2 separate regions of the Homo sapiens genome follow, and region 1 is linked to region 2. A link is an interaction called in ENCODE POLR2A ChIA-PET data of the cell type or tissue named here. Cell type or tissue: OCI-LY7. All regions are shown on one strand. Each heading gives the region's core, and the rest is flanking DNA. Links, peaks and the distances in the headings are about the cores only. Region 1 has its middle 9.3 kb from the start of APLP2. Region 2 has its middle 12 kb from the start of PRDM10.

Region 1 (14,224 bases), core at 369-4,368, 51 kb before region 2:
AATCAGGGCCTTGAACTCAGGGAAAAGCAAGTGAGATATCTGAGTTCAGTGGCGTGGATATTCATGCTTTGGAGACTGTATCTTCAAGACTGAGCTTTAATATCATGGGATAGTACAAGGAAATACAGGAACATAATTTAGAGGGCCTTCAGTCTAAACTTAGGTCTTGAAAGAAGTTTATTTGCATTTTCAAGTTATGGAAGGATCGTTACTAAGAGTTGATAGCCCCATTCATCAACATTCTGTACTTTAAAATGTTATGGTCTTTTTATTAAATGACACTGACAGGAACATACCTGGTCTTGCAATTCTCAATAATTTTTCATTCCAAATATGCTCATGTCAGTGACCAAGGCTTATGAGTAGTATGTTTTCATTTTATTATCTTTTATGCATAAAAGCAAAAGGACCTAAAATAACCTCCTGGCTGGGCACAGTGGCTCACACCTGTAATCCTAGCACTTTGGGAGACCGAAGCGGGTGGATCACCTGAAGTCAGGAGTTCCAGACCAGCCTGGCCAACATGATGAAACCCTGTCTCTACTAAAAATACAAAAAAAAAAAAAAAAAAAAAAAAAAAGCTGGGCGTGGTGGCAGGCGCCTGTAGTCCCAGCTACTTCGGAGGCTGAGGCAGGAGAATTGCTTGAGCCCAGGAGGCGTAGGTTGCAGTGAACCGAGATTGTGCCACTGCACTCCAGCCTGGGTAGCAGAGCGAGACTCTTGTCTCACAAAAATAAAAATAACATAAAGTAAAATAAAATAACCTCATGTTTCTTCTACCTTCTTAAGAATCAGACTTTCTCCTAAATCAGCTCTCTTCTATGCACACTTAAGATGTGTGCATTTCCTTGTTGAAAAAAAACAAAGTTGATTTTCCTAAATGTATACTTAACATGAGGAGAACCCTCACATTAATTTGATACTTATTTATCCAATACCTATTCAGGCTAGGTACAGTTGGCTAGGATAATTGCTCCCAAATCAGGATGCTTTTCAAAATCAACTACGAAGTGTATTTTTATTTTATTTTTGAGACAGTCTCACTCTATCGCCCAAGCTGGAGTGCAGCGGCATAATCACAGCTCACTGAAGCTTTGACCTCCTGGGATCAGGCAATTCTCCAGCCACATACACCACCACGCCCAGCTAATTTTTTTTTTTTTAACACTATGTTGCCCAAGCTGATGTCAAACTTCGGAGTTCAAATGATCCTATTGCCTTGGCCTCCCAAAAGGGATTAGAGGAATGAGCCACCATGCCCAGCAAGGAGTTTATTTTTAAAAGGCACATTTTAAAACCCAATGTCAGAAATTCTAAATCTCTAGTGCTAGGGTGACCTCAAGAAATTGGTATACATTTTTCCACCAGGCCCAGCGGCTTATGCCTGTAATCCCAGCACTTTGGGAGGCCGAGGCGGGTGGATTACCTGAGGTCAGGTGTTCGACACCAGGCTGGCCAACATGATGAAACCCTGTCTCTACTAAAAATAGAAAAATTAGCCGGGCATGGTGGTGGGCGCCTTGAGGCAGGAGAATTGCTTGAACCCGGGAGGCAGAGGTTGCAGTGAGCTGAGATCGCGCCATTGCACTCCACCCTGGGCGACAGAGCAAAACTCTGTCTCAAAAAAAAAAAAAAGAAAGAAATTGGTATACACTTTTAAAGCTCTCTAGATAATTCTAACCCACTAATATTCATGAGAACTGCTGCTCTGGCATAGTGGTTACTTAATTCTTGAATATCATGGACTGTGAAAAACACTTCTTAAGTGGAATAACAAAGTTCCCAGTTGTTTTTGTTTTGTTTTGTTTTCCAAATAATGCATTAAATTAAAACGTAACTGTATTATCACCACCATCTCACTAAAGAAACAACATTTAACAACAACAAAGTCAGGATAGTCATCTTTTGAAATTTAAAAATTGAGGCCGTGGGCGGTGGCTCTCGCCTATAATCCCAGCACTTTGGGAGGCCAAGACCGGCAGATCATGAGGTCAGGAGATCCAGATCATCCTGGCTAACACAGTGAAACCCCGTCTCTACTAAAAAAAAAATACAAAAAAATTTACCGGGCGTGGTGGCAGGTGCCTGTAGTCCCAGCTACTCGGGAGGCCGAGGCAGGAGAATGGCATGAACCCGGGAGGTGGAGCTTGCAGTGAGCCAAGATCGCGCCACTGCACTCCAGCCTGGGCGACAGAGCAAGACTCTGTCTCAAAAAAAAAAAAAAAAAAAAAAAGAAATAAAAAAATTGGATAACATAACTTTTTGGCAACTTAATACATTGCCTCTGTTGTTGTTGTTTTAATTGCAAATCAGAGTGGTGAATACTTTATAATGGAATGGCCCTGATTTAATATATGCGTTAGAACCCTTGTGGTATGGGAAATAAATATGAATCAATTCTATGCCTTGGCCTATAGCTGATAGCCTTTAAATATCTCCTTCCTTCTACCCAGATTGCCTTTCCCCCTCATCCACAGCTGACTCAGTATTTAAGACTTGGTTCAAGTGTCACCTGCTCAAGGACGTTTTCTGCTCCTCCTTTTCTTCTTCAAAGCTGAGTTTGGTGCACCTCCTTTTTGCTCCCCGTAACATTCTGTATGTACCCACCTCTGTCATACTATGTGTAAACTAAGCATTAGTTATTTCTTTTCTTTTCAGTTTCCTTAATTATACCACGAGTCCCTTGAGGGGAAGAACCGTGTCTGTACCTCCACAATCTAGCATAGTGGTTGTGCTTAATAGGTGTTCAAAAAATACTTGCTGAATGAACACAGAACTAAGTGAGTTTTACAGTCTGTCAGAGAAGCTGAAACCTGGGTGCGCATAACCATAGCAATAGGTGGAAAGTCACAAATGGCTTAAGAGAAGGGAAGTTTTTTAAGAAGAGCAGAGGAAGTTGGTTACAGCTGTGTGAGGACACCAGGAGAGGATCACAGAGAAGACGCTATCTGAGGTTTCCTGGGAATCTATACAGGATGTGTTCATGCAGTGTCAGGAGAGGACAAGAAGCATGGAAGGAACAATGCAAGCAAAGGCATAGCACTGGAAAAACATGATGGAAGAGAATATGCCAGTCATATTTCACTTAATTGGAGCCCAGGGTTTGTAATCCGTAATTAAGGCAGGATGGTTGGTGGATTTACAGCAAAGATACTGAGGAGCCATAGAAACCTTTGGACAAGAACATAATTAGAGTTGGCTTTTAGGCAAAAAACGAGTGTGAGAGCTACCTGAGGGATGCGGCAGAGCCTGGAGTCCAGGAGGCAGCTAGGAGCCCACTGTGATCTTGGGGAAAGAGAAAATGTGGGCAGAACTAAGGGAGATGGAGCGGAATTAGAAAGGAGATGGTCGTAAAAGGTAAAGTCTATGGTCTTGGCCAGTCACTGGGTGGGGGAGTCAGTGGCATAGAGTCAAGGAGAAGGAAGGAGGGACAAAGAGAACTTTAACCTCTGAACATGGGCCTGGGAGAATATGGTGATGATGATGCCATTGGCAGAAATAGGGAAAACAAGAAGATTATGGGAATGAGAGGAAGGTGAAGATGTGAAATGCCAGAATTAGAATTTTGGAAGTTACCTTCCAAAAGGCTATTAGTTAAATGTATGAGCTAGCCAATAGGCAATGCAACAGGAGAGGTAGAAAGAAACCAGAAGGATATATTACTGTTCTGTTCAAACAGTATTTGTCACCACAGCATAGAGTCGAAAACTAGAAAAGGCCAAATAGGATGAGGACTAAGAAAGAACCACTGAACTTGGAGATCATTGAACTTTGTCACTGGTCATTTATTTGAGGGAGTAAAAGCTATTTGCAGGATGTAAAGGTTTAAGTGGCTTGGAGGAAGGAGAGCTAACAAGTACAGTCTTGTCTCTTCCCAGAAGTTCCCCGTTGAAAGAGCAAAAACTAGGAGAGTAGCTCTTGTAGGGTATGGGTGGAGAACTTGGTTGTTGTTCCTGTTTGTCACTGATAAGGAGGCAGTGGTGGAAGGGAAAAAATTGAAAATGAAAGAGACCCAGTTGAGATTTGTAAAATGTGTATTAAACCCATTTTACAGATGAGAAAACTGAGGCTCAAAGAGGTTAAATAACTTGTCAATAGCCAAAACCAGTACTAGCAGAGAAGGAAACTGAATCCTGGTTTTACTGACTTAGAAATATATGGTCTCCTGATCACATCATGCTAACCAACTCCCTACCAAATATCGGAAAATATTAGTCTGATACAGCCCTCAATGGATGCATAAAAATGTTTCAATGGCTTGTCATTCCTTTTCCTTACATTTTCAGGCTGTGTGATAGTCTGTAAAGTCACATGCTTAATAATAAACAGAAGAGTCCTTATAAAAATGTATTTAGCTGTTGCATCTTTCTCTACTACTTAGAACACTTAAAAAAAATCAGCCTCAGGTTGAATTTTTTTTTTCTTCCCTTTTGTTTTGTTTTGTTTTGTTTTGTTTTGTTTTGTTTTGTTTTGTTTTGTTTTTGAGACAGGGTCTCACTCTGTTACCCAGGCTGGAGTGCAGTGGCACAATCATGGCTCACTGCAGCCTCTATTTTAGCAGGCTAAGGTGATCTTCCCACTTCAGTCTCCCAGGTAGCTGGGACTACAGGCATGTGCCACCATAGCCTGCTAATTTTTATATTTTTTGTAGAGAAGGGATTTTGCCATGTTGCCCAGGCTGGTCTCAAACTCCTGGGCTCAAGTGATCCACTGGCCTCGGCCTCCCAAAGTGCTAGGATTACAGGTGTAAGCCACCACACCAGCGCTTTTTTTTTTTTTTAACTTATTAGAGATGAGGTCTCACTATGTTGCCCAGGCTGGAGTGCTGTGGCTATCACTGGCATGATCATGACACAATACAGCCTCGAACTCCTTGGACTTCAGGGATCCTCCCGCTTCAGTCTCCTGAGTAGCTGGGATTACAGGCGCGTACCATCACACCCAGCTCTTTAGGGTGCTTCTGTGTTCTGTTTGCCGCTGATGCTGAGCAGGTGGAATCACTTCTCAGAGGGAAGCAATGCAGTTGCTTGAGGCAGAACAGGTTTAACCTTATATAATACACACGTTTACCACATTAATAGGTAATTAAGATTTAAATCGTTTATAAAGCCTTTCTTCTACCTCCTACTGATCTAGACTAAGGGTCTGCTTTTATCAAATAAGTCAAGTAGACAAAAATATCAAGTATTTAAAATCAATACAGGGTCCCCAGATTCGATGCCAAAGCAGGGCCTTGATATGGAAAAGAATCTGGTCCTAGAGTATGTTTTGTTTTCAAAGACAATATTAATTTAACTGATTACAATCCGGGTATGTGGGCATGTCTAAAATTAAATGCTACAAAAAAATCTTTAAACACCTTATGCGTATACTAAGTTTTGTTTTGGTGGTAAACTGGTTTACAGGCTTGAAAACAGGTTTTGCAAGTCCTAAAACTTACATAAGTCAGGTGCTCTCTTGAAGAGAAACAGTACGAGATTGCTTGGGGTCCTACCACAGCCTCGGAAGAAACTGGGGCAAAAGAGTGGCCTGGAAGCTTGCTCTGCATTAGCTCTGCAGAAAAACCACCTCTGGCTGCAAATCCCTCCTGCAGGAACTGTCCTCATATATAGCCCTGCCTAGTTAGCTTCCTTCATTTATTATTGTTCCTAAGTCTTATTTGTTTTTTGTTTTTTGAGACAGAGTTTTTCTTTGTTGCCCAGGCTGGAGTGCAGTGGCGCGATCTCGGCTCGCCGCAAGCCTCCCGGGTTCAAGCAGTTCTCCTTCCCCAGCCTCCCGAGTAGCTGAGATTACAGGCGCCTGCCATCATGCCTGGCTGATTTTTTATATTTTTGTAGAGATGGGGTTTCACCATGTTACCCGAGCTGGTCTCAAACTCCTGAGCTCAGGCAATCTGCCCATCTCAGCCTCCCAAAGTGCTGGAATTACAGGTGTGAGCCACCGCACCGCCCAGCCCTTAACCCTTATTTGAAAGAAACCATCTCATTCCCTGTACTTCAGTCGGTTTGTTCTCCCTCTGTGTTGTGGCTATTTTCTCATCTACCTGTAGTAATGCTACGTTGTTTGGTATTCTTGTTTGGTCCTTCTTTGAATAATTTCTTCTGCCTTCAGTGCAGAAAATACAAAATAATGGTGAAAAAAACCTCAGCGCTGGGAGCTGCTTATACTAAAAGTTCTTATCGTTGGTGATTTTTACATGGTACTTGCTTTTCAGAAAAGCTGATGTAAAACTGCTTTCTTGACATGCCCCACATCAGAGTTTGAAGGTATTTGTGTCATCTTTCTGCCTGGTGTGGAAGTCATTTACTACAATAGAAGGACAGAGAAGTTCACAGCTCCATTGGCTGGACATTTTGTCTTTTTATTGAACTAATCTTCATCACATAATTAAAGGTGGCTGTCATACCCCATTCTGCACACCCCCACTATCACCCGCAAAGTCTTTTCTTTCTTTCCTTTCTTTCCTTCCTTCCCCTTCCCCTTCCCTTTCCCTTTCCTTCCCCTTCCCCTTCTTCCTTCCTTCCTTCCTTCCTTCCTTCCTTCCTTCCTTCCTTCTTTCCTTCCTTCCTTCCTTCCTTCCTCTCTTTCTTTCTTTTTGACAGAGTCTTGCTCTGTTGCCCAGGCTAGAGTGCAGTGGTGTGATCTGGGCTCACTACAACCTCTGCCTCCCGGGTTCAAGTGATTCTTGTGCCGCAGCCTCCTGAGTAGCTGAGATTATAGCCACGCGCCACCACACCTGGCTAATTTTTGTATTTTTAGTAGAGATGGGGTTTCGCCATGTTGGACGGGTTGGTCTTGAACTCCTGACCTCAAGTGATCTGCCCACCTCGGCCTCCCAAAGTGCTGAGATTTATAGGCGTGAGCCACCAAGCCTGGCCATACAAAGTCTTTTCTTTAATAAACAGATTCACTTCTTTAACCATTTTACTTGTAATACTGTTTCCATTCTTACCATCCTTAGATCTCTGTATACATTCCAATTTACCAATCAGCCTCTAAAAGTATAGAATCCAAAACTGAACACAATATTTCACATACTAAACACAAACTACCCAGAAAATTCATTCTTTTTCTGGACAATGTGTATTTTATTAATAATGTAACCAACATTTCCTGATGAGATATCTACACCAAGTTCATGTAATAATAATTCATTAAAGAGTCAGATGTGGTAGCACTCCTGTAGCCTCAGCTACACAGGAGGCTGGAGTGAGAGGATCGCATGAGCTTAGGAATTTGAGGATTTGAGGCCAGCCTGGGCAACACAGCAGACCCTGTCTCTTAAAAAAAAATTAATTCAATATTTATTTGGCACCTACTATGTTCAATATACTTTGCTTGTGCTTCCTAATCTCAATTTAGTAAAGGCTCTTAGTTCAGCATTTAAAAGTGTTAGGATAACAGGGAAAACTTCTCAAAGGAAAACATGCTTTAACTGAGTTTGGAAAGGTGGGAGCCACCTGGACAAAGAAGGTGGCTGTGGCGAACAGGTGCTCAGCCAGGCAAAGGCATCTGTGTGGGTATTAACATGGAAGTAGCATGATGCCATATAAGAATGACGAGAGAGAAGAGGATTCCTAAGGGACAATGATTTTGTCCTTTAACTTGACAGCTATGGGATATCATCAGCTTTTTAGCAGGCATCTTAGAAAGACTAAGTGGAATAATGGATAAAATGCTTACATGTTTAGCTCAGCATACAGCATATAATAAGGGCTTGGTACAGGACAGTAGGTAGTTCTGGTTGGTTATTTATGGTTGCAGTGCAAGTTTAGGGAAAGAGAAGCTCATATTTGTATGACGCTTTTGAATTTTCAAATTTGTTTTGTGTCCATCATTTCCTTTCATATTTAAAAGAACCATGTAAAACTCACTTATTTCATTTCTAGGAATCCATCCTAGGAAAATAATCCAAATGAGAATAAATTATGGAAAAATGCTTATAAGATGTGTTAAAATTTCAGAAGTCATAGTAGGAATTGCATATGTGGAAAAATTTCTCTTATGCATTTAAAGTCGACTGAAAGAAAATGAACCAACATATTTTTTTCTGGATAATAGGATTATAAGTGATTGTTTTATTCTTTAAAAAATATTCCTATAATGGATATATGTTACGTTTATAACGGAGGGAGTAATCTTTCACTTTTCTTTTGTCTTTCTTGATCTTATCAACAATAACTTAGCCTGGGCAGCAAAGCAAGACCCGTCTCTACTAAAAATAAAAATAACAGCCAGGCACAGTGGTGCACACTCGTAGTCTCAGCTATTTGGGAGGCTGAGGTGGGAGGATCCCTTGAGTCTAGGAGTTCAAGGCTGCAGTGGCACGATGATGCCTGGGTGACAGACAAGAATCTGTCACAACAATAAATAAATAAATAAACAAATAAAACCTTGTTGCCGGGTGCAGTGGCTCACACCTGTAATCCCAGCATTTTGGGAGGCCGAGGCAGGTGGATTGCCTGAGGTCAGGAGTTCGAGACAGGTCTGGCCAACATGGTGAAACCCTGTCCCTACTAAAAATACAAAAAAAATTAGCCAGGCGTGGTGGTGTACACCTGTAATCCTAGCTACTTGGGCAGCTGAGGCAGGGGAATTGCTTGAACCAGGGAGGTGGAGGTTGCAGTGAGCTGTGATCACGCCACTGCACTCCAGCCTGGATGACAGAGTGAGACTCCATCTCAGAAAAAAAAAAAAAAAAAGACAGGGCAGTCATTATTGTCTTCATTTTGTAACAGTAACACTTTTATCGATGACAGTAACTATAACTCTCATTAGCACTCACTACATGCCACGCATTGTCCTAAGCGCCTTAGCAGATATTAACTCATTTAGAATGAATTAATGAGAATTATAGGGAGCACTTGTCTCATCAGGATGTTTTTGGCTGTAAATAATAGAAATGTCTACTCAACCTGATCGAAAGAAAAATAGTGTTTATTGACCCACACAACTGGAAAAGCCTAAAGGGGCAGGGATCAGGCATGGTTTCCGTCAGGACCTCAGCTCACGGCTCTGTGATGCTCTTGCTCCTCCTGGGAAAGCTTCACCTGCAGGCTGATGGCAGATCATTCACAATAGTTGCAGGTCTCATCCTACATCTGCACAGGAAATTATCCAGAAGAAAAAACAGCTTCTCGCCCAGCCTTCCCAACAGGAGTCCTGACATTCTCTGATTGAACAGGGTCACATACTCACCCCTGAGTCAGTAACTAGGGAACGGAGGTAAGAAGACGGGGCGCAAACAAAATGCGCTGGATGCCTTCAGCCAACTGGGACCTCCCAAGGAATTGAGGGTGGGAGGAGTGTGGGAGGGGTGGATAACAAAATCAAATAGGAAGGGGGAGTTGGGGAAAGGGTGTCAAGTGGGCAGTAGACAGTGTTAATGACTATAGTTCCCAACACTCAGTTTAGTTTAGATCTTACTGCCAGGCTAGCCACAAGTTACTCTTTCCCCCTGCTTCCTAAATGTCCTTCCCAGCATCCTTATTTTTTGCTTCTCTGTGTTATTCTGTGCATTATTGAATATATGTTTATTAAGTAGCATTTATGAAACCCGTCAGATTTAAATTACCTTGAAATTTGAAATTAAATTTGAAAATCTTTGAGTTGAAGGTAAGATGCAGATCAAACTAATATATCATATTGTTTTTTCATTTTTATTGATGGTGTTCGTTTAATTAAGAAATATAAGAAGGGCCAGATGTGGTGGCTCACACCTGTAATCCCAGCACTTTGGGAGGCTGAGGCTGGAGGATCACTTGAGCCCAGGAAGGCTGTAACATAGTGAGACCCTGATTCTACAAAAAAAAAAAAAAAAAAAAAAAAATCAGCCAGGCATAGTGGTGTGCACCTGTGGTTCTAACTACCTGGGAGACTGAAACATTGATCCCAGGAGGTGGAGGCTGCAGTGAGCCCAGATCACACCACTGCACTCTAGTCTTGGTGACAGAGTGAGGCCCCATCTTTAAAAAAAAAAAAAAAAGAAAAAGAAATGCCAGAGAGTGAGCCCAGCTTACTTCTCAGGCAAAGCTTCATAAGGTAAAAGAGGTTTGGGGAGACCCCAAGGTCTATTCCTGGTTTGTTGTTTGTTTTGTTTTGTTTTTCATATAACAGCTTTATTAACATATACTATACTTTATTGATACATACACACCATATGATTCACCCATTTAAGGTGTACAATTCAATGGTTTTTAGTGTATTCACAGACTTATGCAACCATCACCACAATAAATTTGAGAACATTTTCTTCACACCAAAAGAAGTATTGTGCCCATTAGGAACCATTCCCCATTTCCCTCCAACGCTCCCTCCCCGAGCCTTAGGCAACCACAGATCTTACTCTCTGTATCTACAGATTTGCCTTTTCCAGACATTTCATATAAACAGAATCAAGAAGTATGCGGTCTTTGTGACTAGCTTATTTCACTAAGCGTAATGTTTTCAAGATTTAACCACGTTGTACAATGTATCACTATTTTATTCCTTTTTATCGACAAATATTAATAGTATTCCTTTTGTTAACATATGGCTAGACCACATTTCTCTCTTTTTCTCTAAGATGGGGTCTTGCTCTGTCACCTAGGCTGGAGTGCAGTGGCGCCATCATAGCTCATTGCAATCTCCTGAGCTCAAACGACCCTCCTGCCTCCGACTACCAAGTAGCTGGGACTACAGGCATGCGCCACTAAACCCAGCTATGCCCACGCTGGTCTCAAACTCTTGGCCTCAAACAATCTTCCCACCTCAGCCTCCCAAAGTGCTAGGATTACTGGCATGAGTCACTGTGCCCAGCCTAGACCACACTTAATTTGTCTGTTCAGCAGCTGATGGACATTTGAGTTGTTTCCACTTTTTGGCTCTTAAGAATAATGCTTCTGGCTGGGCATTATGGAATAATGCTCCAGCCTGGGAGACAACGTGAGACTTTGTCTCAAAAAAAAAAAAAAAAAAAAGAGATGGGTTTTCGCCATGTTGGCAAGGCTGGTCTCAAACTCCTGGCCTCTCTGAGGCTTAATGAGACTAAATAATTTGTTTCACATTACGTAGCAACTAGGTGGAAATAACAGCATTTGAACCCAGGTCTTCCTCCTTTCAGAACTGGCTGTCTAACGTACTAGACTAGACACATGCTGCTTAAACATTACCACATATTTTACGTCCATTTGTTGGAAATGACTGTTTCCCCCATTTTCACCACTACTTCTGCAGATGATTACTTGAAAAAAGTATACGGTAGGCCAGTCATGGTGGCTCACGTCTGTAATCCCAGCATTTTGGGAAGCCGAGGCTGGAGGACTGCTTGAGCCCAGGAGTTTAAGACCAGCCTGGGCCACATCTCTACAAAAAATTAAAAAAAGAATTAGCTGGGTGTAATGGTGCATGCCTGTGGTTCCAGCTACATGGGAGGCTGAGGTGGGAGGATCACTTGAGTCCCGGAGGTCAAGGCTGTAGTGAGCTATGATTGCACCACTGCACTCCAGCCTGGGCAACAGAGCAAGACCCTGTCTCAAAATAATTAAAATAAAATAAAAATAAAAAATTTTAAAAGTATATGCAAATTCTCAGTAGCTTTACTTTCAAAGAGTGACTTGGTATCCACATTCTGGAGACCCTTTCATGTGGCTCTCTCTATCCCGACTTCTTATGAGAAGTTGTTCATGATCACATTTCTGGCACAACTCCTTAAAAGCACAGTCAGCAGCATTCAAAGCGGCTCCTGGATGCCTGCCCTACAGGGACTTTTGATGATGTCTGTACTATTTTGAGATAAAAAGAGTTCTGCATCCAGCAGTCCAGAAACATTCATCCCAACATCAGCTTTTAAGTCCCTTGTTACATTTACATGATGGAGGCTGCCGATGACTTGAGTTGTTTCCAGATCCAGTGTAGCAAGTGGTATTTCACTCCTTTTTGAGATGAGCTGCAGATGAGGCAAGGCGCTGATCACTACGTGGTGACTAACACCACCATCACGCCTTCAGATACTGCTAATTTTGGAATGGCCAGATTTGCTTCAGATCTTTTCAGAAAACCAGAGTCATTGTCACCTGTACTTGCTGGTAGTCTCACACTAAATTACATGGTCATGGTAAAATATTATGGAATTTACATTCATCTTGAGAATCATCTAACAATGATGTTAGATGTAATTATATGATAAAATATTCTTTTTTTCCCTTTGAGATGCATACTAAAAAGTATTTAGGAATGAAACTAAAGAGTAAGATATTGCTCCTAAACAGACTATGAGAGGCAGACACAATTGAATATTTAATACAAGCACCAATTCAAAAATGCATGCCTATTCCTCGAATCACTGAGATTTCACTCTATGTGCAACCTTTCAGAGCTAACAGAAATTATTTACACTGAAGTGCACAGAGAACAGCAAAGATAAACTATACAGCACATGTGTCAAGAAGTGACATATTAGGTGAGGATAAGTGATACTTGAATATCACAAGATCAAGCTAACATCACCAAATAAAAAGATTGTAACAGTTTCAAGTCATAAAGACTGATGTATGGAGCAATAACCCATCCTTGCAAGGAGAAGTTATTCTTGCAGTAGTTGTTTTTAATCTTGCTCTTGGCTGCTGCCCTAGATAAATTAAGATTGAAGCTTTCAGGACGTATGAGGTTGAATTTACAGTGACAAAATGTGCAGGGCTTGCAGACCCAAGGATTGCTGCCCTCAAGAACAAGTAAAGGATGGGTCGCCATCTGATTCTTTATCTATATGACAATTTGCTTAGTTCTTTATAAATTTTGATGGGCGGGTTCAGTTGTGATTTCTGTTGTTTTCTATACTCGCTATGTTATGTGTCAATTCTAATTTAAATTCAGTGTCTGATGAAAACAAAACAAAACAAAAAATCAGCTCTCCACCATTCATCTACTTTATGTGTTATCCAAGATCTCTGCCTTGGTTTCTCAAATGGCTCACCCTCCTTTTTTACCATTCCCTTGAGGAAATACAAGGACATATTTTATTTATTTATTTACTTATTTATTGAGATGGAGTCTCATTCTGTTGCCCAGGCTGGAGTGCAGTGGCGCCATCTCGGTTCACTGCGACCTCTGCCTCCCGGGTTCAAGTGATTCTCCTGCCTCAGCCTCCTGAGTAGCTGGGAATACAGGCGCACACCATCATGCCCAGCTAATTTTTGTATCTTTAGTAGAGATGGGGTTTCACCATGTTGGTCAGGCTGGTCTCGAACTCCTGACCTCATGATCCACCCACCTCGGCCTCCCAAAGTGCTGGGATTACAGGCGTGAGCCACCGCGCCCGGCCCCAAGGACATATTTTTTTAAAGTCCCTTTTACCCCTGCTTGGGCAATTCCAGCGAAAGGGGTTTGGAAGTGAAGAAAGAAAAGAAAGGACAGCTAAGACCTAGAGAAAATTGTGGTCATACAATTTCAGTAATTAAAATGAACTTTGGAAGCTGTTTGCGGCTTTTTATTATTTATGCTTCACCTCTTATCAAAAACAAACCCAGTGTAATTGGCTTGTATATGCTCAGTAAATACCTCAAAATCCTACAGTTAGTAGTAATTTCTTTCTGCTACTAAGTCACTTTGAATCATTGAGCATTAATCAACAGTAAATTATACTGGGAATTCTCAAGCAATTGAGAATTGCTGACCCTTCAATGCTGACAGGCTAGTTACCAAACTCCAGGGCCAAAAATACTCTGTATTTGTATGGTGACTATATTTTCCAAAGCTAAAATTGAGACATATGATCTGATAATGAGATGAAATATTTGAACTCAGAACGTTTTGCCACCATACACACTTGACAGTTAAAAGAATATTTTGGCCAGACATGGTGGCTCACACCTGTAATCCCAGCACTTTGGGAGGCTGAGGCAGGCAGATCATTTGAGGCCAGGAGTTACAGACCAGCCTGGCCAACATGGCGAAACCCCATTTCCAACAAAAATATGAAAAAATTAGCTGGGTGTGGTGGTGCACACCTGTAATCCCATCTACTCAGGAGGCTGAGGCAGGAGAATCACCTGAACCCAGGAGACAGAAGCTGCGATCACACTACTGCACTCTAGCCTGGTCTACACTCTGTCTTGGGGAAAAAATATATATATTTTGCCATTCTACTCCCTATTCATAATTGCTTTCATTGTTGCATATTGGGCAGCCCTGGTCTTAATCAAACCCTTCTGATATGGTTTGAATGTCCCCTCCAAAACTCATTACC
Region 2 (15,261 bases), core at 6,139-10,138:
CCCTGCGCCCTCACTCCTCAGCCCTTCGGTGATCGATGGGACTGGGCGCGTGGAGCAGGGGGCGGCTCTCGTCGGGGAAGCTCGGGCCGCACGGGAGCCCACGGAGTGGGGGGAGTCTCAGGCATGGCGGGCTGCAGGTCCCCAGCCCTGCCCCGCGGGAAGGCAGCTAAGGCCCGGCGAGAAATTGAGCACAGCAGCTGCCGGCCCGGGCGCTAAGCCCCTCACTGCCCAGGGCTGGTAGGGCCGGCCGGCTGCTCCGAGCGCGGGGTCCGCCCAGCCCACGCCCACCCGGAACTCGCGCTGGCCCGCAAGCGCCGCACGCAGCCTGGGTTCCCGCCTGCGCCTCTCCCTCCACACCTCCCCGCAAGCTGAGGGAGCGGGCTCCGGCCTTGGCCAGCCCAGAAAGGGGCTCCCAGAGTGCAGCGGCGGGCTGAAGGGCTCCTCAAGTGCCGCCAAAGTGGGAGCCCAGGCAGAGGAGGCCCCGAGAGTGAGCGAGGGCTCTGAGGACTGCCAGCACGCTGTCACCTCTCAGCTACATTGCCCAGGCTGGTCTTGAATGCTTGGGTCTCAATCAATCTTCCTACCTTAGCCTCCCAAAGTGTTGGGATTACAGGCATGAGCCATTGTGTTCAGCCTCAAGGCAGTGTTAAATAATATATGGGGCATCGTTGTCACCTCTTTTTTTTTTTTTTTTTTTTTTGAGACAGAGTCTCGCTCTGTGGCCCAGGCTGGAGTGCACTGGCACCATCTCTGCTCACTGCAAGCTCCGCCTCCCGGGTTCATGCCATTCTCCTGCCTCAGCTTCCTGAGTAGCTGGGACTACAGGTGCCCACCACTGCGCCCGGCTAATTTGTTTGTATTTTTAGTAGAGACGGGGTTTCCCCGTGTTAGCCAGGATGGTCTCAATCTCCTGACCTCGTGATCTGCCCTCCTCGGCCTCCCAAAGTGCTGGGATTACAGGCGTGAGCCACCGCGCCTAGCTGTCACCTCCTTCAAAAAAAACAACAACAACAAATAGAGACGAGGTTTGTTACCCTCGCTATGTTGCCCAGGTTGGTCTCGAACTCCTGTACTCAAGTGATCCTCCCGCCTCAGCCTACCACAGTGCTGAGATTACAGATGTGAGCCACCATGCTTGGCTCTATTTTTCTTTTTATCATCTATTTTTTTATAGGAATGCTTCAGTTGATTATCATAAGTAGGATATTGTAGAGGGTTGAATTTTATCCCCCTAAAAAGATATTCAAGGTCTAATCCCCCTCCCCCTCCTCATACCTGTGAACGCAACCTTCTTCAGGAATAGGGCCTTTGTAGATGTAATAAGTTAAGATGAGTTTATACTTGATAAGGGTGGACCCTATATACAATGATTGTTGTCCTTGTAGGGAGAGGGAGATCTGGAAATGAATACAGTTCAGGCAAGACGGGCAGGTGAAGAAGGCAGAAGCAGAAAGTGAAGTGATGAAACTGCAAGTCAAGGAATTCCAAGGATTGCTGGCGAACACAGGAATTTAGGAAGAGGCAAGAAAGAATTCCTTCCCAGAGACTTCTGAGGGAATACAGCCTTGCCGATAGCTTATTTCAGCCTTCTAGATTTCAGAGCTGGGAGAGAATGAATGTCTGTTGTTTCAATCTTCCAGTTTATGGTAGTTTGTTCCTAGGAAACTAATACGTATATTGTTTATCTTTGAAAATAGGTATTTGAGAACATTTCTACTTCTCTTTGACTAGGATATTTTGTAAAATTAATAAGGAATAAGCACTCTTTAATCAAATAAGTTTTTTGCATCTTGCTTGCTAAAATGTATGCATTTTTTAAAAAGTATGTATTTTAGTTTTAAAATTGTCTGTATATGTATATGCACATGAATTTAATATTTTATATAAATCCATAAATGCAATCATGTTATATATCTTGAATTTTATGTTTTTCATATTGTGGTCTTTTTCTTCTCGTTTTGCTTTGCACGCTCCTCTTCTCCTGCCCCTCTGCCTACTTCACCCTAATCCACATACCCAGGTAACTGTATATTCACAGATGTTTATATATTTGCATACACACACACACACACACACACAGAGATTTTTTTTTCATTATTTGTTTTACAAAATGAAATATCACACATGTGATGGTCAACTTCATGTGTCAACTTGATTATTCCCTCAGTTACTAATCTAGCTGTTGCTGTGATTAAAGTCCATAATCAATGACTTTTAGTAAAGGAGAATATCTTAGATAATCTGGTTGGGCCTCATCCAATCAGTTGAAAGGCGTTAAGAGTTGAACTGAGTTTGCCGGGCGTGGTGGCTCACGCCTGTAATCCCGGCACTTTGGGAGGCCGAGGTGGGCGGATCACCAGGTCAGGAGATCAAGACCATACTGGCTAACACGTTGAAACCCCGTCTCTACTAAAAATACAAAAATTAGCCAGGCGTGGTGGCGGTTGCCTGTAGCCCAGCTGAGGCAGGAGAATGCTGTGAACCTGGGAGGCGGAGCTTGCAGTGAGCCGAGATCGCGCCACTGCACTCCAGCCTGGGCGACAGAGCGAGAGATTCCGTCTCAAAAAAAAAAAAAAAAAAAAAAAAGAGTAGAACTGAGGTTTCTGGGAAGAAGAAATTCCACCTGCGGGTAGCAGCCTCAGCCCATGCCAGAGAGTGCCACCTGCCCTTCCTTGTGGCCTGCTCTATGGATTCAGACTTGCCTAGCTAGACCCGATGATTAATCGATCAATTGTGTAATTGAATTTCCTTCAACAAATCCCTTATGATGTCTCCTGCTGTTTCTGTTTTCTTAATTGAGCCCTGACTGATGTAACAGACTTTTTCTCATTTTGCCTTTTTCATTCAGCAATATATGTTGGAAATTATTCTAAATCCACTGACATAGCTACTGTTCATCCACTTTAATTGCTGCATACTATTTTCTGGTGTAGATATGCCATTAATTTTTGACTGTTTCCAGTTTCATGCCATTATGGAAAACGCTGAATTAAATGCCTTATATTGGTTATTTTCTTTCCTCAAGATAGAATCCCAGAATGGAGAACTTTTGAGTTAAACAATTATACAAACATCTCTTATAATATGTATATAGTCATAGTCATCCCTTGGTATCCTTGAGGATGGGTTCCAGGACACCTGTGGGTACCAAAATCCACAGATGCACAAGTCCCTTATATAAAATGGCATAGTATTTGCGTATAACCTACACACATCCTGCCATATCCTTTAAATCCTTTCTAGATTACATATTACAATACCACATAAAAGTGATGGTCAATTTTTTGTGTCAACTGGTTATTCCATCGACGACTAATCTAGGTGTTGTTGTGATGAAAATCTATAATCAAAGACTTTTAGTAAAGGAGTATATCTTAGATAATCTGGGTGGGCCTCAGAAGGGAAGGGAAGAACTGAGATTTCCGGGAAGAAGAAATTCCACCTGTGGATAGTAGCCTCAGACCATCAGCCTCAACAACAATACAATGTAAATGCTATGTAAATGGTTGTTATACTGTATTGATTCTTTTTTTTTTTTTTTTTGAGACAGAGTCTTGCTCTGTCACCCAGACTGAAGTGCAGTGGAACTATCTCCGCTCATTGCAACCTCTGCCTCCTGGGTTCAAGCAATTCTCTTGCCTCAACCTCCCGAGTAGTTGGGATTACAGGCGTGCACCATTACGCCCAGCTAATTTTTGTATTTTTAGTAGAGATGGGGTTTCACCATGTTGGCCAGGCTGGTCTCAAACTCCTGACCTCAGGTGATCTGCCAGCCCCGGCCTCCCAAAGGACTGAGATTACAGGTGTGAGCCACTGCACCCGGCCTTGGGTGGGGACACAACCAAACCATATCACCACTATATACTTGATTCTTATTTGTATTATTTTTAATTGTAGTATTATTATTTTTAATTGCTTTTTTCCAAATACTTCAAATCTTTGCTTGGTTGAATCCATGGATGGGGAACCTACAGACACAGAGGGTGGACTGTATACCTTTATACATATTTAATTTTAATTGATGTTACTACCTCCCTTCCTAAAAAGCTGGAACAATTCATAACACCACTAATATTGTATGAAAATACAAAATCATAGGTGCTACTGTTCTTTTTACCCTTTTTCTGTCTGATGAACATAAAGTGATATTTATAATAATAGTTACTTTAATTTCCATAATTCCTGATATGTAGTTTGAGCATTTTTAATACAGCTTCTGGCATTTGGATTTGTTTTCCCTAAAATTTTCTTGATATTCTGTGTCTATTTTATCATTGGGTTGTTTGCCTTTTCTTATAAATTTGTAAGAAATTCCTCTTTGTTCTCTGGTCTTGCTCAGTGGCTCATGCTTGTAATCTCAGTATTTTGGGAGGCCAAGACTGGTGTATTACTTGAGCCCAGGAGTTCAAGACCAGCCTGGGCAACATAGCAAAATCCTCTCTCTACAAAAAATAGGCCTGGCTCAGTGGCTCATGCCTGTAATCTCAGCAATTGGGAGGACACGACAGGTGGATCACTTGAGCCCAGGAGTTTGAGAACAGCCTGGGCAATATGGCAAAACTCTACAAAATAAAAGATAATAAAATTAGCCAAGCATGGCAGCGTGCACCTGTAGTCTCAGTTACTTGGGAGGCTGAGATGGGAGGATTGCTTGAGCCTGGGGGGTCAAGGCTACAGTGAACTGTGACTGTGCTACTGCATCCCAGCCTGAACAGCAGAATGAGACCTTGTCTCAATTAAAAAATAAATAAACAAAACGAAATTACTCTTTGTTCTATCGCAAAAATTTTAATGTACTGTTTATTGAATTTATTTATGGTATGTATAGCTAAAGTTTTTGTTTAGCTGTATGTAAATATGCCTATTGTCTTCATTATAGTTTTTGTTTGTTTGTTTTTACAATTACAGTTTCTCGGCTTCAAAACTTGGGTAAAGAAGGTCACCATTGTCCCTAGAAGAGATGGTACAGGTAGCATCTTAGATTGTCTTACAAGATGTATATTTATTTATTTTATTTTTTTTTGAGATGGAGTCTCGCTCTGTCACCAAGGTTGGAGTGCAGTGGTGGGACCTCGGCTCACTGCAAGCTCTGCCTCCTGGGTTCACGCCATTCTCCTGCCTCAGCCTCCCATGTAGCTGGGACTACAGGTGCCTGCCACTGTGCCCGGCTGATTTTTTGTATTTTTAGTAGAGGTGGGGTTTTGCCGTGTTAGCCAGGATGCTCTCAATCTCCTGACCTTGTGATCTGCCCACCTTGGCCTCCCAAAGTGCTGGGATTACAGGCGTGAGCCACCATGCCTGGCCTTGATGTTTATTGCTTTATTGTTGTATTTGTCTTTAGTCTTTTTTAAATTATATATTCACCTAAAAAAACCCAAGAGACCATAATAAATCTTAATCATATTTTAAACAAAGGGAGAAGTAAATTCTCCTTTTCAAATTCTTAGCCAACTTAAAAATGTTCTTTGATTATTATAATTTTCAGAAATTCCAAAGCAATTTTAATAGCACTATTGAGTTATAATTGACATATAATTTCAAAATGTTGCCTTTGGAACTTTTGCAATCCCTCCCCTGCCAACCTCTCTTCACTCCCCAGGCAATCCCTGATCTGCTTCCTATCACTGCAGATTAGTCTGCATTTTCTAGGATTTAATGTAAATGGAATCATGCAGTAAATACTCTTTTGGGGAGTCTGGTTTATTTTACTTAGGATAATTATTTTGAGATCATGTTGTTGCACATATAACTAGTTCAGTTCTTTTTATTGCTGAATAGTACTAGATTGTATGGATATACCACTTCTATTGGTCCATTTTCATGCTGCTGATAAAGACATACCTGAGACTGGGCAATTTACAAAAGAAAGAGGTTTAATTGGACTTAACAGTTCCATGTGGCTGGGGAAGCCTCACAATCATGGCAGAAGGCAAGGAGGAGCAAGTCATGTCTTACATGGATGGCAGCGTGCAGAGACGGAGAGAGAGAGAGAGAGCTTGTGCAGGGAAACTCCCCCTTATAATACCATCAGATCTTGTGAGACCCACTCACCATTGCAAGAACACCATGGGAAAGACCTGCCTCCATGATCCAGTTACCTCCCACCAGGTCCCTCCCACAACACGTGGTAATTCAAGATGAGATTCAGGTGGGGATAGAACCAAACCATATCATCACTATATACTTACCCGTTCAAATGTTAATGAACAATCTAGTTTTTGGCTATTACCAAATATAAACATTCATATACAAGGCTTTTTTTTTTTGTAAGATAGGGTCTTATTCTGTCATCTAGGCTGGAGTGCAGTGGTGCAATCATGACTCATTGCAGCCTCAACCTCCTGGGCTCAAGCAATCCTCCCAACTCAGCCTCCTGAGTAGCTGGGACTACATATGCATACAGCTATGCCCAGCTAATTTTGTATTTCTTTGTAGAGATGAGGTTTTACCATGTTCCCTAGGCTGGTCTTGAACCCCTGGGCTCAAGGAATCCACCTGCCTCAGCCTCCAAAATTGGGATAGCAAGCATGAGCCTCATATACAAATTTTTATATGGACATATGCTTTCATTTTCTCTTTGGTAAATACCTAGGAGTAGAAGGACCAAGGCATATGATAGGTATATGTTTAATGTTTTAGGAAACTGCCAAGCTTTTCCCAAATTGCTCATACCATTTATATTCCCACTAACAGTTATGACAGTTCCAGTTGCTCCACATTTTGTTATTTCTTGATGTGGTCAGTCTTTTTATTTTTGGACATTCTATTAATAATAGGTACACACCTATTAGTGATATTGCATGTGGGTTTTTTTTTTTTTTTTTCGTGAGACAAGTCTCAGTCTGTTGCCCAGGCTGGAGTGCAGTGGCACAATCTCAACTCACTGCAACCTCCGCCTCATGGGTTCAAGCTATTATCTTGCCTCAGCCTTCTGAGTAGCTGGGATTATAGGTGTCCGCCACCATGCCTGGCTAATTTTGTATTTTTAGTAGAGACAGGTTTTGCCATGTTGGCCAGGCTGGTCTTGAACTCCTGACCTCGTGATCCACCCACTTTGGCCTCCCAAAGTGCTGGGATTACAGCTGTGAGCCACCGTGCTCAGCCTGCATGTGGTTTTAATTTGTATTTCCCTAATGACTGATGATGTACAGCATCTTTTCATGTGATTATTCACCACGCATATATCTCCTTTGGTGAGGGGTCTGTTTATTTGTTTTTTTCCAGTGAGAAGCCTGGTGTGGTTCTTACTTTTGTTCCCCTATATGTAGTTTGATCACTACTCTGCTGAATATTCAAGGGGGCCTTCTGTACATCTCCAGAGCTCTCTTTCTCTCTGTGTAGCTTTCTTCTGACACTGTGCCCTGCAAACTTGAGTCTCCCTGGAAGCCCAGTCATGTCTCCTCAATTCAGAGAAACTGCCAAGCTCCTCCAGGGTTTTTCACCCTGCACTGCAGTGTGTCATTTTCTGCAGGAAGCTTACGAGAGTTTCTAGAGCTTACTGCAGAGAGCAAAGAGTACGTACTGCAGCTCTAGTTAGCTGGAGCTCTAGTTAGCTGTGGCGCAGGCCTCCTCTCTTTGGTTTCTATCCTTTGTTCCCTTATGTTCACTTTCTTAAACACTGTAATTTTAAATACTTTGTCTGATTTTTTTTTCTTAGTTGTTTTAGGTGAGAGAATAAATACAGTCCCATTTTTCCATCTTGGCTGAAAGCAGAAGTTCTTTACCAAAATGTTTCTGAATTTATATAAAAATAGTACAAAACAGTGTATATGTTTTCTCATGAATTAAAAACTTTTTTATCTTTCTGTAGTGGCCCGATTTATCTCTGGCAGTGCTTTGTGTCTTAAGATCTATTTTGTCTGACAGTAATTCTAGCTTTCCTTCAGTTAGTGTTTGCCTGGTGTCTTTTTCTATATTTTGACTTTCAGCCCTTGCTGTGTCTTTTTTTTTTTCCTTTATTTTTATTTTTTAAAGTTTTTTTTACCCATGACACCTGCCCAGGAGGTTCTGAAAACATGTGCCCTGTGTCTTTATTTTTTAGGTGTCTTTTTGAAAATAGCTTGTAGGTGTGTGTGTGTTTGTATATACATTATTTGTGACTATCTTTTTCTTTTTGTTGTATTGTTTAGTTGCTTTACATGTATTATGATCTGGATTTATTATTATTATTATTATTATTATTATTTTTGAGACAGACTCTGTCACCCAAGCTGGAGTGCAGTGGCACCATTTTGGCTCACTGCAACCTCCGCCACCTGGGTTTAAGTGATTCTCCTGCCTCAGCCTCCCGAGTAGCTGGGATTACAGGTGCATGCCACCATGCCTGGCTATTTTGTATTTTAGTAGAGATGGGGTTTCACTATGTTGGCCAGGCTGGTCTCGAACTCCTGACCTCAAGAGATCCACCTGCCTCGGCCTCCCAAAGTGCTGGGATTACAGGCATGAGCCACTGCACCTGGCCTCTATTATTATTTTTAGACCGGTTTCACTTCTGTCACCCAGACCAGAGTGCAGTAGCGCGATTTCGGCTCATTGCATCCTCCACCTCCTGGGCTCAGGTGATTCTCCCACCTCAGCCTCCTAAGTAGCTGGGACTACAGGCATGTGCCACCACGCACAGTTAATTGTTGCATTTTTTGTAGAGACGAGGTTTCACCATGTTGCCCAGGCTGGTCTTGGACTCCTGACCTCAAATGACCTGCCCGCCTTGGCCTCCCAAAGTGTTAGGATTACAGGCATGAGCCACCATGCCTGGCCTCTAATATATCTTTTAGTTTAATTTTTTAAATATTAAAAATTGTTCTAGAGACAGGATCTCACTGTGTTGCTCAGGCTGGAGTACAGTGGCTATTTACAGGTATGATCACAGGATACTGTGGCCTGGAACTCCTGGGTTCAAGTGATCTTTCTGCCTCAGACTCCGGAGGAGCTGGGACTACAAGTGTGAGCCACCACACCTGGATATTTCTACAATTACATGCTGTTCTTTTGCTCCACATTTTTTTCTCTTCCGTGTCTTGCCTTTTTTGGATTGACATTTTAAATTTTTCTCTTTAATTCTATTTTTACTGTACTGTATTAGAAGTTGTGCCTGTTTATTTGCTTGCCAGTCTCCCAATTAAACATGTATTATTAATAAAATAGAAAATGAAGTATTTACCCTTCTCTCAAATACTTCAAGACTTTTAATACTTTACCCCTGATCAGCCCCCTCTGTAAGTGTGTGCTATTCTGTCTAGTATCTTAGTTTTATCGTGTCATTAATGCTGCAGGTAGACATTATTGTTTTATATATTCAGTATTGGTTTAGAATTACCTACATATTTTCTAATGTTCTGCCTTACAATTCCTTTTTAATTTTAATTTTTTTTAAGACAGAGTCTCATTCTGTCACCCAGGCTGGAGTGCAGTGGCGTGATTTCGGCTCACTGCAACCTCCACCTCCTGGGTTGAAGTGATTCTCATGCCTCAACCTCCCAAGCAGCTGGGACTACAGGTGTGCACCACCACACCTGGCTAATTTTTTTTGTATTTGTAGCAGAGATGGGGTTTCGCCATGTTGGCCAGGCTGGTCTTAAACTCCTGGCCTCAAGTGATCCTCCCACCTCCGCCTCCTAAAGTGTTGGGATTACTGGCGTGAGCCACTGCACCCACCCTAAAATAATAATAATCTTTAAAAGAATTTAGGCTGGGGCTGGGCACGGTGGCTCACACCTGTAATCCCAGCACTTTGGGAGGCTGAGGCAGGCAGATCACGAGCTCAGGAGTTCAAGACCAGCTTGACCAACATGATGAAACCCCATCTCTACTAAAAATGCAAAAATTAGCCGGATGTGGTGACACGCACCTGTAATGTAATCCCAGCTACTAAGGAGGCTGAGGCAGGAGAATCGCTTGAACCCAGGAGGCGGAGGTTGCAGTAAGCCGAGATCATGTCACTGCACCCCAGCATGGGCAACAGAACAAGACTCTGTCTCAAAAAAAAAGAATTTAGGCCGGGCGTGGTAGGGTCATGCCTGTAATCCCAGCACTTTGGGAGGCTGAAGCAGGGAGATCCACCTGAGGTCAGGAGTTTGAGACCAGCCTGGCCAACATGGTGAAACCCCATCTCTACAAAAAATACAAAAATTAGCCTGGCCTGGTGGCATGTGCCTGTAATCCCAGCTACTTGGGAGGCTGAGGCAGGAGGATCACTTGAGCCCGGGAGGCAGAGGTTGCAGTGAGCTGAGATCTCGCCCCTGCACTCCAGGCTAGGAGAGACAGTGAGACTCCATCTCGCAAAAAAAAAAAAAAAAAAAAAAAATTATTGTGTTAATTTTGGTAAAACATACACAACATTAAATTTAGTATTTTAACCATTTTAAAGGTCTCACTCAGTGGTATTAGTTATTTACATTATTGTGCAGTCATCACCACTACCCATCCTCAGAACTTACTCTATAATAAAATGAAATCACAATTCCTCCTTGCATTTTAAATCTTCCGCCTGTGATTGTATTTGTTTTGCCTCATTTAGTACTAATTCTAGTGTAAAATATTTTGGTAGTCAATTCTTTTAACTCTCATTTGTCTGAAAATGTTTTTATTTTGCCCTTGGTTGAGAGAAGCAAGTTTCTCTGATGGATCTCTCTTTAAGGCCAGTTTACTTTTTATTCACCCTTACACTTATTATATCATTCAACTTGATGAAATTATCTTCTCTTAGGCTTTATATTTTGAGTGGGCCCAAGACTCTATCACTGTCTCCTACCTATACCCTGTATATCCTTAAAATAGAAACTCAAGGTGTTAGTGTTCTGCAGAATCCCTTGATGAAAGCCAGCTTTGATGCAGGTTCATCTCCCAGGAGTTCCACTTTGGCTTTAAATTATTTTTTTTTTTTGAGACAAAATCTTGCTCTTGTCCCCCAGGCTGGAGTGCAATGGCACGATCTCGTCTCACTGCAACCTCTGCCTCCTGGGTTCAAGCGATTCTCCTGCCTCAGCCTCCCGAGTAGCTGGGATTACAGGCGCCTGCCATCACGCCCAGGTAATCTTTGTATTTTTAGTAGAGACCGGGTTTCTCCATGTTGGTCAGGCTGGTCTCGAACTCCTGACTTCAGATGATCTGCCTTCCTCGGCAGTGTTGGGATTACAAGTGTTGGGATTACAGGCGTGAGCCACTGCGCCCAACCAATTTTTTTTTTTAATGATCATAGCTTTATAATATATGTTAGCAGATCATATCCTCAGAAACCTACAAGTTTGTTTCTTCTTTCCTAATCCTTGTGTTCTTTTTCTCTGTCTTATTTGCATTGGTTAACCTCTCAGGGCCGTGTTAATTAGAAGTAGGGTAACAGCATCCATCACTTGTTCCTGACATTCAATTGGAATGCTTTTAAAAGTTTAGCAGTAATTGGCTGGGCGTGGTGGCTCACACCAGTAATCCCCGCACTTTGGGAGGCCGAGGCAGGCAGATCACGAGGTCAGGAGATCGAGACCATCCTGGCTAACACGGTGAAACCCCATCTCTACTAAACATACAAAAAAGTTAGCCAGGCGTGGTGGTGGGCGCCTGTAGTCCCAGCTACTTGGGAGGCTGAGGCAGGAGAATGGCGTGAACCCAGGAGGCGGAGCTTGCAGTGAGCCGAGATCATGCCAATGCACTCCAGCCTGGGCAACCGAGCGAGACTCCGTCTCAAAAAAACAAAACAAAACAAAGTTAGCACTAATTATATTTGTTGTGATGGCTTTTTGGACCCAGTTCTTCCTTTTCCTTCTCCTTCTCTTTCTTCCTCTCCCTTTCCCTCTCCCTCTCCCCCTCCCCCTCCCCCTCTTCCCCTTTCTCTTCCTGTTCTTCTCTTTTGAGTCAGGGTCTCGCTGTGTTGCCCAGACTGGAGTGTAGTGGTACGATCTCTGTTCACTGCAACCCCACCTCCCAGGCTTAAGTGATTCTTGTGCCTCAGCCTCCTGAGTAGCTGGTATTACAGGTGTGTGCCACCAGGCCTGGCTAATATTTGTATTTTAAGTAGAGATGGGGTTTCCCCATGTTGGCCAGGCTGATCTTGAACTCTTGACCTGAAGTGATATGCCTGCCTTTGCCTCCCAAATTGTTGGGATTATAGACGTGATCCACCACGCCTGGCCTTTGGACCCAATTTCTATTATACTGATGAAATATCTCCTTATTAAAAATCTCTAATATCATAAAATTTGGGTTTCTGCTTAAGGCTTTCTCATATTAATTGAATTTTACTCTAAAATTTAATTATCTGATGTGCTATGAAATATGAATTCCTGCTAAAGCCTTTCCTAAATCCAAGGTATTCATAAGGTTTTAATGAGTATGAATTCTTTGGTGTCAAATATGGCATGACTTCTGTTTGAGATATTTCATTAGTTTTTTTCGTTGGTATTGGTTCTCTTATGTAGAGCATTGGCTAAGAATGGACAGAAGACTTTACCACACATTTTACATTCATACTTACGGGTTCTTACATGTACAATAAGCAGTATGATTACAGAGAAAACTTCTGCACCCTTAGTATAGGGTGTCGCCCTCGTCATGAATATTGTAATATTTAATGATGAATAGCTTCTGCCCGAAGATCGTTGCACTTTCATTATCTTTACAGGGCACCCCTCAGATCTGAATTTTCTTTTCTTCTCTTTTTATTTTTTGACAGGGTGTCACTCTGTCACCCAGGCTGGAGTGCAGTGGCGTGATTACGGCTCACTGCAGTCTCCGCCTCCCCAGGCTCAGGTGATCGTTTTTATATTTTATTTTTAGTAGAGACCTCAGTTTTTATATATTTTATTTTTAGTAGAGACGGGGTTTCGCCATGTTGCCCAGGCTGGTCTTGAACTCCTGTGCTCAAGTGATCCACCCACTTTGGCCTCTCAAAGTGCAGGGATTACAGGCGTGAGCCACCGCGCCTGGCCTCAAATCTGGATTTTCTCATGCCCAGTGGAATTTGATTTGCCACTGAGTGCTTTCTCACCTTCCCTACTTGCGTAGGGTTTATCTCCAGTATGACCTCTCTGGTATAAAGTTTGACTTCCGAATAAAAGCTTTTTCATACCTACTACATTCATAAGATTTCTTTTTTATATGGATTATTGATGAATAATGAAGTTTTCCTTTTGGCTGAAGATGTTCCACATTTCTTACATTCATAGAGTTCTCATTATTTACAGTGTGAATGTTCTGATCTTTAATGAAGTATTTCTTCTAGCTAAGACACTTCCACATTGATTCCATTCCGGGCTTTCTTTCCTGGATGAATTTTTCTCATTCTCTGTGAGATGTGATTTGCGACTGAAGGCTTTCCCACCTTCCTTATGTGCATAGGAAGGACAGTCTCTCCAGCATGTCTTCTTTGGTGTCTAATGAGACTTGACATTTTAATAGCAGCTTTTCCACATTTATCATTGTTATATGATTTCCTCCCTGTATGGTTTTCCTTTTTTCTCTTTCTCTTTCTTTCTCTCCCTTTCTTTTTCTTTCCTTCCTTCCTTCTTTCTCTCTTTCTCCCTTTCTTCTCCTTCTCCTTCTTCTTCTTCTTTTTTTCTTTTCTTTTTTTTTTTTTGAAATGAGGTCTCACTCTGTTATCCAGGCTAAAGTGCAGTGGCACAATCATGGCTCACTGCAATCTCAAACCTTCTGGGCTCAGATGATCCTCCCACCTCAGCCTCACAAGTATCTAGTACTACAGGCATGCGCCACCACGCCAGGCTACTTTTTTCTCTCTCTCTCTTTCTTTTCTTTTCTTTCTTTCTTTTTTTCTTTTTAAATAGAGACAGGGTTTCACCATATTGCCCAGGCTGCTCTCAAACTCCTCACTCAAGTGATCCACTTCGGCCTCCCAAAGTGCTGGGATTAACAGGTGTGAGTCACTGTGCCACCTGGCCCCAGCTAGTTTTTCATTCAAATCTTAAAAACAAAAACACCCAAAACTGTTGCTATCTTATAAATACTCATCATCCCAGCTATCCACATTCAGATAATTCCTCACTCTCTCCTTCTCCCCGACAACCCCAAACAATCTTGTACCACATAATTTCTTACTTAATAATGTTAAATTAGTTTCCCATGGTTGTCATAACAAAGTATCACAAACAGGTAGCTTAAAACCTTAGAGATGTATTCTCTCTTGGCTCTGGAGGCTAGAGGTCTGAAATCAAGGTGCCCGCCCTGTTCCCTCTGAAGCCTCTAGGAAAGAACCCTTCCTATCTCCTTCCAGCTTCTGGAGGTTGCCAGCAACCTTCAGCATTCCTTGGCTGGTGGACACGTCACTCTCTGTTGCTGTTTTTAGCCTTCCTATTCCCTCCCCTGTGGATCTATGTCTTTGTTTTCTCGTCTTAAAAGAACACTAGTTATAGGTTTTTAGGGCCTACTTTATCCAGTATAAGCTCATCTTAATTAATTATATCTGCAAAGGCCCTATTTTTTTTTTTTTTTTTTTTGAGAGGGAGTCTCACTCTGTCACCGAGGCTGGAGTGCAGTGGCGCGACCTTGGCTCACTGCAACCTCTGCTTCCCAGGTTCAAGTGATTCTCCTGCCTTGGCCTCCTAAGTAGCTGGGACTACAGGTGCACACCACCACACCTGGCTAATTTTTTGGTATTTTTAGTAGAGACATCTTGGCCAGGCTGGTCTCGAACTCCTGACCTCAGGTGATCCATCTGCCTTGGCCTCCCAAAGTGCTGGGATTACAGGCATGAGCCACCATGCCTGGCCTAGTTCTGTCTTTTTATTCTCCTTTAATCTGGAACAGTTTTTCAGGCTTTCTTTGCTTTTCATGACATACTTTTTTTTTTCTTTTTGAGACGGGGTCTCGCTTTGTCATCTGGGCTTCAGTGCAGTGGTGTGATCATAGCTCACTGCAGCACATTAGTTGTTTTCGTTGGCCTATCTTATCTGCCATATGTTGGCAACAGATGTGACTCTTCACCTCCTATGCTTTCTTCAGGTGACTCCCAGTAAACTTCCTAGCTCTCCCTTGAAGCTACTATTGTCAAAGTTACCAGCAATTTCCACCTCTGTCTTTCCAGATCCACAGGTTAACTGTCATTATCATCAGCTTTTAGCAATATTTGCTGCAGCTGGCCACTACATCCTTCTTGAAACACTGTCTTCCCTTGGCTTCTCAGACACCATCCTCTCCAGGTTCTCCTCCTGTGTTATTTCCTTCTCAGCCTTTTGGATGGCTGCCTTCCTATCATCCACCTCTAAATTCAGCAGCTCCCATGAGCTCAGTCCTGGATACACTTGTCTTCTCTAT

What was found. ChIA-PET counts read pairs that join two places held together with the same protein. Peaks named below come from ENCODE experiments on the same cell type or tissue, not always from the same donor. Only the 100,000 strongest peaks of a DNase experiment are listed, where the experiment ranks them.
Region 1: POLR2A ChIA-PET joins it to region 2 with 8 read pairs; 33 of 35 experiments call an interaction of 5 or more read pairs at or near these places.

Annotation. Positions count from the first base shown.
Region 1 is chr11:130,053,437-130,067,660 of GRCh38, reverse strand. No RefSeq gene overlaps it. Among named protein-coding and RNA genes, the nearest start is that of APLP2, 9.3 kb to the left of the region's middle. In OCI-LY7, for the core only: no CTCF peak of the experiment used is centred there; no DNase peak of the experiment used is centred there.
Region 2 is chr11:130,006,760-130,022,020 of GRCh38, reverse strand. No RefSeq gene overlaps it. Among named protein-coding and RNA genes, the nearest start is that of PRDM10, 12 kb to the right of the region's middle. RefSeq lists an enhancer at 2,535-2,584 and a cis regulatory region at 14,784-15,130. In OCI-LY7, for the core only: no CTCF peak of the experiment used is centred there; DNase peaks (open chromatin) are centred at 7,510 and 8,500; H3K4me3 peaks cover 556 bases; H3K27ac peaks cover 2,216 bases.